Linked DNA regions of Homo sapiens: region 2 is linked to region 1. Evidence: chromatin loops called from intact Hi-C (ENCODE). Cell type or tissue: PC-9. All regions are shown on one strand. Links, peaks and the distances in the headings refer to the core of each region. The heading gives the core; the rest is flanking DNA. Region 1 holds the start of LINC02178 (long intergenic non-protein coding RNA 2178). Region 2 has its middle 62 kb from the start of LINC02178.

What was found. Peaks named below come from ENCODE experiments on the same cell type or tissue, not always from the same donor. Only the 100,000 strongest peaks of a DNase experiment are listed, where the experiment ranks them.
Region 2: it touches region 1 in a loop (15-fold over the local background); 4 of 110 quality-filtered maps call a loop at or near these places.

What each region holds. Positions count from the first base shown.
Region 1 is chr16:50,394,362-50,399,733 of GRCh38, reverse strand. LINC02178 (long intergenic non-protein coding RNA 2178) reads left to right here and starts at 4,601. Exons shown (of 2, transcript NR_146572.1): 1 at 4,601-4,799. RefSeq lists enhancers at 1,607-2,806, 3,427-3,556. In PC-9, for the core only: no CTCF peak of the experiment used is centred there; DNase peaks (open chromatin) are centred at 2,373 and 3,503; H3K4me3 peaks cover 2,248 bases; H3K27ac peaks cover 3,427 bases.
Region 2 is chr16:50,454,926-50,460,297 of GRCh38, reverse strand. No RefSeq gene overlaps it. Among named protein-coding and RNA genes, the nearest start is that of LINC02178, 62 kb to the right of the region's middle. RefSeq lists an enhancer at 5,266-5,372. In PC-9, for the core only: no CTCF peak of the experiment used is centred there; DNase peaks (open chromatin) are centred at 2,107 and 2,667; H3K27ac peaks cover 2,524 bases.

The DNA of each region.
Region 1 (5,372 bases), core at 150-5,149:
CCCCTGAGCCTGGAGATGAGGTGCAGTCACCCAGCCCACGAGGGTGGTGTGCCGGGGCCCAGGCTCATCCTTACCTTATACTCCTTTTGGCCTCCCCTCTTACCCTTATCCCTCCCACACCCAGGCCACAGCCACATCAGAGTCCCCCCACCCTTCCTAATACCCTCAGGGAACATCTATGGCTTATATCCCCCTATCCTCCAGCCCTCTCTACTTTTGGCAGTGCCCTGATCTTCCTTAAGGAAGGTGGTAAGTTGCAATATTTGCAATTTTTCTCCCGTCTCCACATCTATTCCCTCCACCATCTGTCATTACAGTCTATCTCACTAAAGAAGCAAAATTTGGCTGGGCACAGTGGCTCATGCCTGTAATACCAGCACTTTGGGAGGCAACGCAGAAGGATCACTTGAGGTCAGGAGTTTGAGACCAGCCTGACCAACATGACGAAACCCTGTTTCTACTAAAAAGAAAAAATAAATTAGCTGGGTGTGGTGGCAGGGCCCTGTAATCCCATAATCCCAGCTAGCAGGGAGGCTGAGGCAGGAGAATCCCTTGAACCTGGGAGGCAGAGGTTGCAGTGAGCCAAGATCGCGCCACTGCACTACAGCCTGGGTGACAGAGCGAGACTCCACCTCAAAAAAAAAAAAAACAAAAAACAAAACAAAAAAAAAAAAAAACAAGGAGAAGAAGAAGCAAAGTTTATATCCCAGCCTCAGTCTTGTAACGTGCTTTGGTCAACGGAATGAGGCGGAAGTAACGGTGTGCTAGTCTATCCCTAGGCCTTGCAAGTACATCGCTGTTCCTTCTTGCTGTGTTGTGACTCTGCTGTCACCAGAAGGTGAACAATCTGGGTTGGTCAGTTGGTCCCCGAAGGAGAAGGAGAGAGAAGAGCAGAGCTGTCCCCACTAACTACCCCAGACAAGCCCAGCCTGGAGCAGACCCTCCAGCCAACCTGCAGATGTGTGAACAATAAACATTTCCTGTTTTGTGTGCCACCAGGGTCTGTGGTTGCTCGTGACAGTAAAGGGAACCATCTATACCCACTCTCACTCCACACGGTTCAGGTGGAGCTGACCCCATCTCACAGTTCCAGAAGGGACACAAGACAGTCAGTACACTCCACACCCTGGCCTCAGTTGCTATGTCACGAATGGGCATGAGATCCAAGCCAGGCCAATGAGACCCAACTCTGGGACATTTCCTGGAACTTCTGGGAAAGAGATACTCACTTTCCACTGTGGTAGCCTAGGTGGTGGGATGTCAACCAGTAGCTGCGGGCTGCCTTCTTCCCATGGCAGGGGAAGAGACTTTTGAGAATGGAGCAGTCATGTGTTGGTAAACAAGCTCTCCTCCCACCAAAAAAAAAAAAGAAAAAAAGCGCTTATTTATAGCATTTGCCAATTTCCATGATACAAATACTCCGACCATGGCCAGTTTCATGCTACCAACGATGACCAACTGGTGCCCAAAATTCCTGAATGTTTTACAATTTGCTCTAGCACACCATTGAGAGGAGCCTATGCCACAGAAAACAGAGCCAAATGATGGAGAGATAGGCAGTATCCTGGTGATATTATTTGAGCCCCTAGATCTAGCCATGCCTGAAATCCATTAATACCTCTGTACTTGACTCTTACGTGAGTCAACCACTTCCTTTTGTTTCTTCTAAAGCCAGTTTTATTTGGGTTTCCTTTATGTGCAACTGAATAAAGACAGATGAATACACCCACCTCCATGTTTCTCCACTGCCTTTGTGCCTTGAGGAATCAGAATAAATCACTAAAAAATAATGCTTCCTGTCCTCAAGCATCGGACTCCAAGTTCTTCAGCTTTTGGACTCTTGTATCTACACCAGCGGTTTGCCAGGGGTTCTCAGGCCTTCGGCCACAGACTGAAGGCTGCACTGTTGGCTTCCCTTCTTTTGAGGTTTTGGGACTCGGACTGGCTTCCTTGCTCCTCAGCTTGCAGATGGCTTATAATGGCAAAACAATCATTCTTTAAAATATTTTTAATTGAGATGGGGGGTCTCACTAAGTTCCCAAGTCTGGTCTCGAACTTCTGGCCTTAAGTGATATCCCAAAGTGCTGGGATCACAGGCATGAGCCACCACGCCTGGCCCAAATCAATCATTTATGCAACATCAATTATGTGCCAGGCACTTTATAGGAAAGTTACTCCAGTAATCTTCATATCAACCTTACAAGATAGAGATCATTGGGTCCACTTTTTAGGTGAGCAAGCTGAGAGAGAGAGGCTGAAGGACTTGTTTTAAGGGCATGCACTTGAACCAGTATGAGAACCCAGATCCAACTGACATCAGAGCCCATGACTCACCCACCACCCCCTGGGGCTTCTCTTCCCTTAGCCACTGGCCAGTCCTCCTGCCTGAATGCTCCCTGAATCACCTCCACCTGGTAATCTCTGATTCATCTTTCAAGCAACTAAGTAATTTGCCCAAGAGCACGAAGACAGAGTATAGCAGAGGCAGGGTGTAAACTCTGCTCCTCAGCCTGCTCAATCCTCAACTCACCTTACCAGTCGGTTATGAGGAAGAAAGTTTCTAGTTCCTTTAACTTCCCAGAGAACTCTGCGCAAAGCAGAAAGAAAAACATTGCTGAACATTGCCACAATGCTGATTGATGAATAGTCGGCCTGATGGTTAATATTGAGTGTCAACTCGATCAGATTGAAGGATGAAAAGTTTTGTTCCTGGGTGTGTCTGTGAGGGTGTTGCCAAAGGAGATTAACATTTGAGTCAGTGGATTGGGAGAGGCAGACCCACCCTCAATCTGGGTGGGTCTAATCAGCTGCCAGTGTGGCTAGAATAAAATCAAGCAGAAGAATGTGGAAATGCTAGACTGGCTGAGTCTTCCGGCCATCTTTCTCCCGTGCTGGGTGCTTCCTGCCCTCAAACATTGGACTCCAAGTTCTTCAGCTTTTGGACTCTTGGATTTACACCAGTGGTTCGCCAGGGGCTCTAGGGCCTTCAGCCACAGACTGAAGGCTGCCCTGTCGGCTTCCCTATTTTTGAGGTTTTGGGACTTGGACTGGCTTCCTTGCTCCTCAGCTTGCAGATAGCCTACTGTGGGACTTCACCTTGTGATCGTGTGAGTCAATACTCCTTAATAAACTCCCTTTCATATATACATCTATCCTATTAGTTCTGTCCTTCTAGGGAACCCTGACTAATACAGTCGGTAAACCATGGGCCTCAGAGCCAGTGTCTGGTCCTGCTCTATGCCTAGGCTCCACTGAGTGAAGCCAACTCTGGCCCAGGATGGGTTCTGCTAGTTGGCCGAGTCCTCAACAAAATGTCTTGGAATGCACTTCTTTCTCCTGACGGTGGAGAAATGGCCAGCCACCTTTGGTTCATGCCGATATTTCAGATTCTGCACTTCCCCACAAAAATGGCTTCTTCTCCCATAAGCCCAGTCCCTGCTAGCTGTATCACCAACCTCTCAGGTACTCAGGACCTGCCCACTGCTTCCTTTTTTGCTCCTCCCTTTCCTCTGAGAGCACGCAGGCCCACACAGAGCTAGTCAGTTGCTTACTTGCTGCTGCAGCTGCATACGCTCAGGACTCTTGTGTGCAGGTTATAGAAAACTCAATTCAATTTCATAGTCCCAGGTACCTGAAATGGCTAGGGTGTGTCTGATTCAGGGGCTCCAATCATGGCCTCAGGACTTGGTCTCACTTCTCTATCTCTGACTCTGTTTTTGCCTGTGTGACTTCATTCTGCCACTTTGGGCCCTAGAAGGTCCAGATTCACTTCCTGCCGGAAGTGTCCCTTTAGAGACAAGATCTCACTCTGTAGCCCAGGCTGGAGTGCAATGGCACGATCACGGCTTACTGTAGCATTGGAGTCCTGGGCTCAAGCAATCCTCCCACCTCAGCCTGCTGTGTATCTGGGACTACAGATACTAATTTTTTATCTGTAGTGCCAGACTACAGATAAAACTGTAGTCTAACTAATTTTTTTATTTTTCTTTTCTAGAGACAGGGTCTGGCTATGTTACTCAGGCTGGTTTCAAACTTCTGGCCTCAAGCAATCCTCCCGCCTCGGCCTTCAAAAGTGTTGGGACTATAGGCCCAGCCTCACCTCCCCATTTTAACAATCTACTACACAGCTCTGAATCTTTCAACTTCCACCAAAAAAAAACAAAACAAAACACTTGCATGGTTCCCTATTGTCTAGGCCACAAAATCCAAGATCCTAGACCTGAAACTCAAAACCTCCATGCTCTGACTCTCCTGTAGTCCATGCTCTGACTCCAGCATAATTCTCCAGCCTCATCACCTTCAGCTTTCCATCACTCATTTGCCTGACAATTCAGCCAATCAAGACTAGCTGCTGTTCTTTCAATACACCTTACATTTCCTCTACTTTAAGCCTTTCCCTCATGCTGTGCCCTTCTTCTGGAATGCTCACCAACTCCCACCTCCACTTCTCCAAGTCCCTGAAATCAAGCCCAGCTGGATGGCTACTACTCCAAGGAAGGCTCATTTCTGCTGAATGCACACCAGCTCCAATCCTCCAAGGCAAATACTCCTGCCCCTTCACCACCTGGTCCTCAGCCCTTTTCTCATGGTGCAGTTCATCTATGAAAGAGACTGAGCCCCTATGAGTGAGGGTGATGTCAACACAACAGCAGGCACCCTTGGTAACCAAGTCAGCTTCCATATTGATCAGGACTCTTTTGATTGCAAGAAACCAAACTCGGATCTTTATAAAAGCAAAGGTAATTGACTCAGTCAGAAGCACATACAGCACGAGAGTTGTAGGCATGGCTACACTTAAGGTAGGTAATTAAGGTATCACATTTCTCTCTCTCTCTCTCTCTCTTTCTCTCTCTCCCCCCACCACCCCCACTCCATGTCTTATTTCTGCCTTTTTTGACATAATGGCCTCATTTTCTTCTACTGTTGATAGCTTCCTTCATGTAGCTGGAGAAGGTGGGCTTCTAGTGACTCCAGCTTACAACACCCTTAGAACTGGGGATCTCAGAGGATGGAAAGCTGTCTTCGCTAACACTAGGGCAGCAAAATTCTGGGGAGAACTCTGGCTGCCTTGTGTCACATGATTGTCCCTGAGCCAATCACTGTGGCCCAAGGAATACAGTTCTCTGACTGGTCAGATCTGTGCAGCACATGCATGGCAGGCTCAGCCCCACCCTCAGAACTACACGGACTGGGCACCCCTGGGAAAGAAGGGTCTGTTGCCAGAAGACAAGAAAAAAAGGAGAAGGAAGGGGAGGGGAGGGGAGGGGAAAGAAGGGAAGGGAAGGGAAAGGAAGGGGAGAGAGAGAGAGAGAGAAAGAAAGAGAGAAAAGGGGAAAGAAAGAAAGAAGAAAGAAAAGAAAAGAAAGAAAGAA
Region 2 (5,372 bases), core at 268-5,267, 60 kb before region 1:
TGGGCTGGGGACGCAGGCTTCTGGCTTTTGAAGCTGATCTCTCTCCGTTTCTTTCATACACACAGAGCCCGAAGCAATCCCTAAGACACCCATAGCTCCAGAACCCACTTACATCCACCTGCCTGTGTCTGGGACCCATAGAATGAGCTTGCTCCAGGAGAAAAGATGGAAAAGTCTATACTTGCTCCAAAGCAAGGGCTTCCGGGTCATCTCTCTGGAACCCTGGCTAAGTCTCACAGGCCAAAAAGCAATGAAAATATGACTAACAGCTAAAAGTGACTACTGCGTGCCAGGCATTGTACTAGACACATTCTATCTATTCACCATTTAACACTGCAAGACAAAGAGAAGTGGCCGAGGCTAGAGCCAAACCCAAGCAGCCCCTGCTCACAGGCTGGGCTCTTGACCACTGCACATTATGGCACACGCGGCAGGCCAGCTTCCTGAAGGAGGCAGACACCATTAATTAATTTCCTTAGAGGTGCTCAGAAAGAAATTGGGACTCAGAATGAGACTCCCCTGCCTTCGCCCCACGGCCTCCTGACGACTGGGTCAATTCCATCTCTGTGTTAAGGCACGCAAATTTGGCTTAATCTCATTCCCGCAAACAAATCAGCCTAATGAAATCTTTTTTTGTAAATGAATTCGTGGAGGAAACAGCTGAGTGTAAACAGTGTTGTAGCGTCGCCTGTTTAGACACCATTGACTTTCAAATCAGCCTGCTTCTCCATCCTGCATGGCAGAAATAGAGTCAAAATGCAAATGTAGCATAAACGACTCTATAATAAATGCTCATTCAACATTTATTCTTTCTCAAATCATCTCTTAAAGCCCTTTCATGCTAATGTCTAGGAGAAGTGACATTAGAAAAATTGCTTTGACATGCTAAGGGGCTCCAAGATTAACAAAAAGAGAAAGGACAAGATAAAGCTTTCGGAAGACCTATTTCAGAGGAATTATTCCCGCCTTTGAAAGTGTTCCAAGGTTGCCGCACATCTCAGCTTGTTGGCATACATGTAAATGAAGTGCTACAAAAGTCCTCGGCTAAATTCCACTCAAATGAAAGCTCCCAGCCACCGGCACGGCGACAGGGAGGGTGGCCAGACTTCAGGATGAATGCTGAAGGGGGCTGGAGGGGGCTTTCTTGTCCTAAAGGCAGATGAGAGCGGGCTCCAGCCCAAGCCAAGGGATAAAAATGTCAGGGTCGAGCCTGGTTGATGTGGTCGGCACCTGGCTGGCTAGTTGAAAAAGGAACACCTGCATCTTTTATCAAACAAATTATCCAGCCTACCTGCAGCTGCTGGCCCAACCACCATCCTTGCCTCTTATGTGTTGTGTAAGTTGGCAAACCTCTCTAAGTCTCTCTTTAGAATAGAGATAACAAGAGGACCCACTTAGAGAAGATTCAGTGACGAAATGCATGTAGTGCTCCGTGCAATGACTGACACTTAGTAAGTGCTCAAGAAGTTGTTTGTGGTTAATGTCATGATTATGCCTTGGCATTCTCGAGCGCAGATTGGAGGCAGGAGAAAGAGCAAGCCAGGTGGCAGATGAGCAGAGATGTCACCGATGCAGTAACCAACATCCAGATAGGCACAGTGACCATTCTGTTACTGGAAAGGGATCCCGATCCAGACCCCAAGAGAGGATTCTTGGACCTCGCACAAGAAAGAATTCAGGGCAAGTCCATAAGTAAAGTCTATGCAAGTTTATTAAGAAAGTAAAGGAATCAAAGAATGGCTACTCCGTAGGCAGAGCAGTGGCTTGGGCTGTTCACTGATTATACTTGTAGTTATTTCTTGATTACATACTAAACAAGGGGTGGATTATTCATGAGTTTCCCAGGAAAGGGGCGGGCAATTCCCTGAACTAAGGGTTCCTTCCCCTTTTAGACCATATAGGGCAACTTCCTGGCATTGCCGTGACATTTGTAAACTGTCATGGTGCTAGTAGGGGTGCCTTTTAGCATGCTAATGCATTGTAATTAGGGTATAGTGAGCAGTGAGGAAAACCAGAAGTCACTTTTGTGGCCATCTTGGTTTTGGCCAGCTTCTTTACTGCCTCCTGTTTTATCAGAAAGGTTCTTTGTGACCTGTACCTTGTGCCGACCTCCCATCTCATCCTGTGACTTAGAATGCCTCACCTCCTGGGAATGCAGCCCAGTAGGTCTCAGCCTTATTTTCTCCCAGCCTCTATTCAAGATGGAGTCGCTCTGGTTCGAATGCCTCTGATGATTCCAGCACCCCCATCTATAGAGATGGATGGTTCACAGCCAAGTCTGCTGCATGGTCCATAAGGATCTACTTTGAATTAAAGAGCTGCACGACATTCCCAGACACTACGTTTCAGAGCAAGCTGAGTGTGCTGTGGACATCATTCTTAAAGACTGGAGTGTCTTATAGTTTTCTAGAGAGGAAGAGAAGGAACACTCACTGAGCATCTTTTAAACAGTTTCTGTCATTAATCTTGGTGACAGCCCACCGATGTTGATATTCTCACTTTAAAGACTTCCACATTCATCAGATTAGACAGAATGCTCTAATCATCCTAAAACTTCAGTGGCTTAAAACAATAAAAGTTTATTTCCTGTTCACCCAGTAGCCTATAAGGGTAGTGTCTGTGGGTGGGGCTCCCTGGGGCGGCTTTTCTTCAGTGGTGACTCAAGGGCCATGCTCCTTCTGTCTTTAGTCTCACAGAAAAGGACAATAAAGGGTCGTGCCTGAGATGGTTTTCCAGGACAAGCCTGGGGTGGGGATTCCCTTCGGCCCAAATTTTGTTGCCAGTCACATGGCAGGCAGGGAAGTGTGGTTTAGCTGTGGTGCCCAGGAGGAAAAAGAACCACTTAGTGAAAACAGGAAAGCAGATTCAGAGAAACCGAGTGACTTGTCAAGAAGAAACCGACTTTGGGAGGCCAAGATGGGCAGCTTGCTTGAGCCTAGGAGTTCAAGACCAGCCTGAGCAACATGGCAATACCCCATCTCTACTAAAAATACAAAAATTAGCCAGGTGTGGGAGTGCACACCTGTAGTCCCAGCTACCTGGGAGGCTGAGCTGGGAGGATCACTTGAGCCCAGGAGGTCAAGGCTTGCAGTGACCTGTGATTGCGCCACTGCTCTCCAGCTTAGGCAACAGAGTGAGATCATTTGTTTAAATCCAAACAAATGAAAATTTAAAAAAGAAAAAGAAACAGAGCAGTTAGCTAAGGTGCAAGACCCATCACCTGCTCTTTGGAGGCCTCGCCATCTTTGCTACCATCAGCATATCATCAGCAATAATGATAGGCATTTATTGAGCACCTGCTGTGTGAGACTCTGTTGTGGCACTGAGAATCAGAGCTGGGTAAGAAACAAGTCATGTTCTGGGAGTGAGAACACCAATGGCATCCAGCCCGAGTTATGGACAAAGTTGATGTTACTGAGAATCTGAGCTCCCAGAGCCTTCTGGATGCGAGAGCTAGAGAAAGGAAGAGGAACCAGGGCTGATCAGTGAAGGCTGACTCAGAAAGATGGAGAGGATGAGGTTAGGATTCCAGAAAGGGAAAGGGATGCCTGAGGAGCCCACACTGAAGATGGTTTGTGGGGTGAGAGGCGAGGCTGGCACGTGGGTGGATAACCAGTGGTGAAGGGCCTGGAAGGTCAAGACTGAGGACTGCATGAGCTGTGGAGAGCTTCCAGAAAGGAGTGGAGCAGGTGCTGGTGGCATCCTCCCCAGATGTCTGGGCTTTCTCCCTCCAACATCCACATCTCTCTACCCGAGGGCTTCTCTGATGGCCAGAGCCCCAAGCTGCTAGAAAATTAACACTCCCTGGGAGCAGCCCTCAAACTTGTGTCTAAATACCCCAGATCCCTCCTGCTTGGTGAGGTGGGAGAACTCAGAAGTATGTCTTCCACACTGCTTCCCAGATTCCACAGCAAGATTGCATTCCAGCTGTCCACATGGGCACCTGGATGGACAACATGCCTGGTATTGCCTGCCTTCCTTTCCCCATCTCACCAACCTATGCCTTTGCTGGCGTTTCCTGGGACCATCTTCCAGACAAACCACCAGAAACCAAATTTACACAGCTGCAACATGACTCCGTCATAATCACAGTCGAATTTGCTGGCAGGTATCCATCCACCAAGTGACAACTTAGCAAACTCATCCCCTTGTCACAGTAGCGCGATGTGGCTGCAGATTCTGGTTGGAGGAGGTGAGCCCAGTTTTTGTGAGAGGAGACCTGGGGACCTTCCCAGCTCCTCTGCCTTCTCATCTCCTCTCCTCGGAGCCACTCCCCTGGCTCTCACAGAGGCTTCTTGGGCTGGGGAATGGGGAGCATGAGGAAGTGTAGCTTCAAGGGAACACACACACACACACACACACACACACACACACACACATATATATATAGCGACAGTCAAAAACACATCAGAACTGTCAAAAGCACATGGAATCAGCTAGTAAACTGTGAAACCCAAGCCACAGTTCTACGTTTTATGGTGTGAAAAATACAAGAAAATCAAATTGAAAAAATAAATAGAAGGCCCTGCGCCAGGGAGAAGTTGGCCAGATTTGCTGGTGCCCCAGGGCAGGGCAGTATAATGGAGTATTCTCACCTCAGACTGTGCAGTGGCTCGTGAAGATCAGACTGCCCAGCCCATAATTGTTTTAGTTCTGCTACCTCTATTGCCTGAGGCCAGGCTCCCCAGAACCACATCCTGAGACAAGGATTTGAAAACTGGGAGTTTATCTGGGAGGTGGTTCTAGGAAGCACTGGCAAGAGGCAAGAGATGGGGGGAGGGAAGGGAGCCAGTCGGGGTGCATGGACGAGCAGGTCACCGCTGCGGGCCCCTGGGGCTGAGGCTCACTGGGGACTGTAAGAGAGTTGTCCCACCAAGGGGTAGGGATGCTGTCAGGCATTGGTTGAAGTCTGATCCCAGGGATGTTGGCTCTTCCATACTTTTGCTATGCAAGTCCCAGCAGCCAAACAAAGCCTCCAGAAAGAGCCACAGAGGTTGTAGCAGGGGGCCAAAGGGTCAGCCTTCAGAGCTGAGTGCCAGTCACACTTGTTACACCCAAGGGGAAAGGGACAGGGTTCCTGTTCTCAATAACTGCAGCCAGTGTTTCCTAAAGTAGAGAGCAAAGAAAATTTTCTGTGTAGGGGCCAGCTTCGTCATGCTCCCCAAGATCCCCACAAGGTGGAGGGAGGGGTCTTTTCCCCCTCTGCTCAGCGCTAAGACCGATCCCCAGCCTTGTCCACCTTTGGATGCTGAAATGGCCCCATTCTCAGGCTGTCTTCTGGCTCCTTGTAAAGAGAGAACCTGGCCAGTCGCAGTGGCTCACGCCTGTAATCCCAGCACTTTGGGAGGCCAAGGCAGGCAGATCACAAGGTC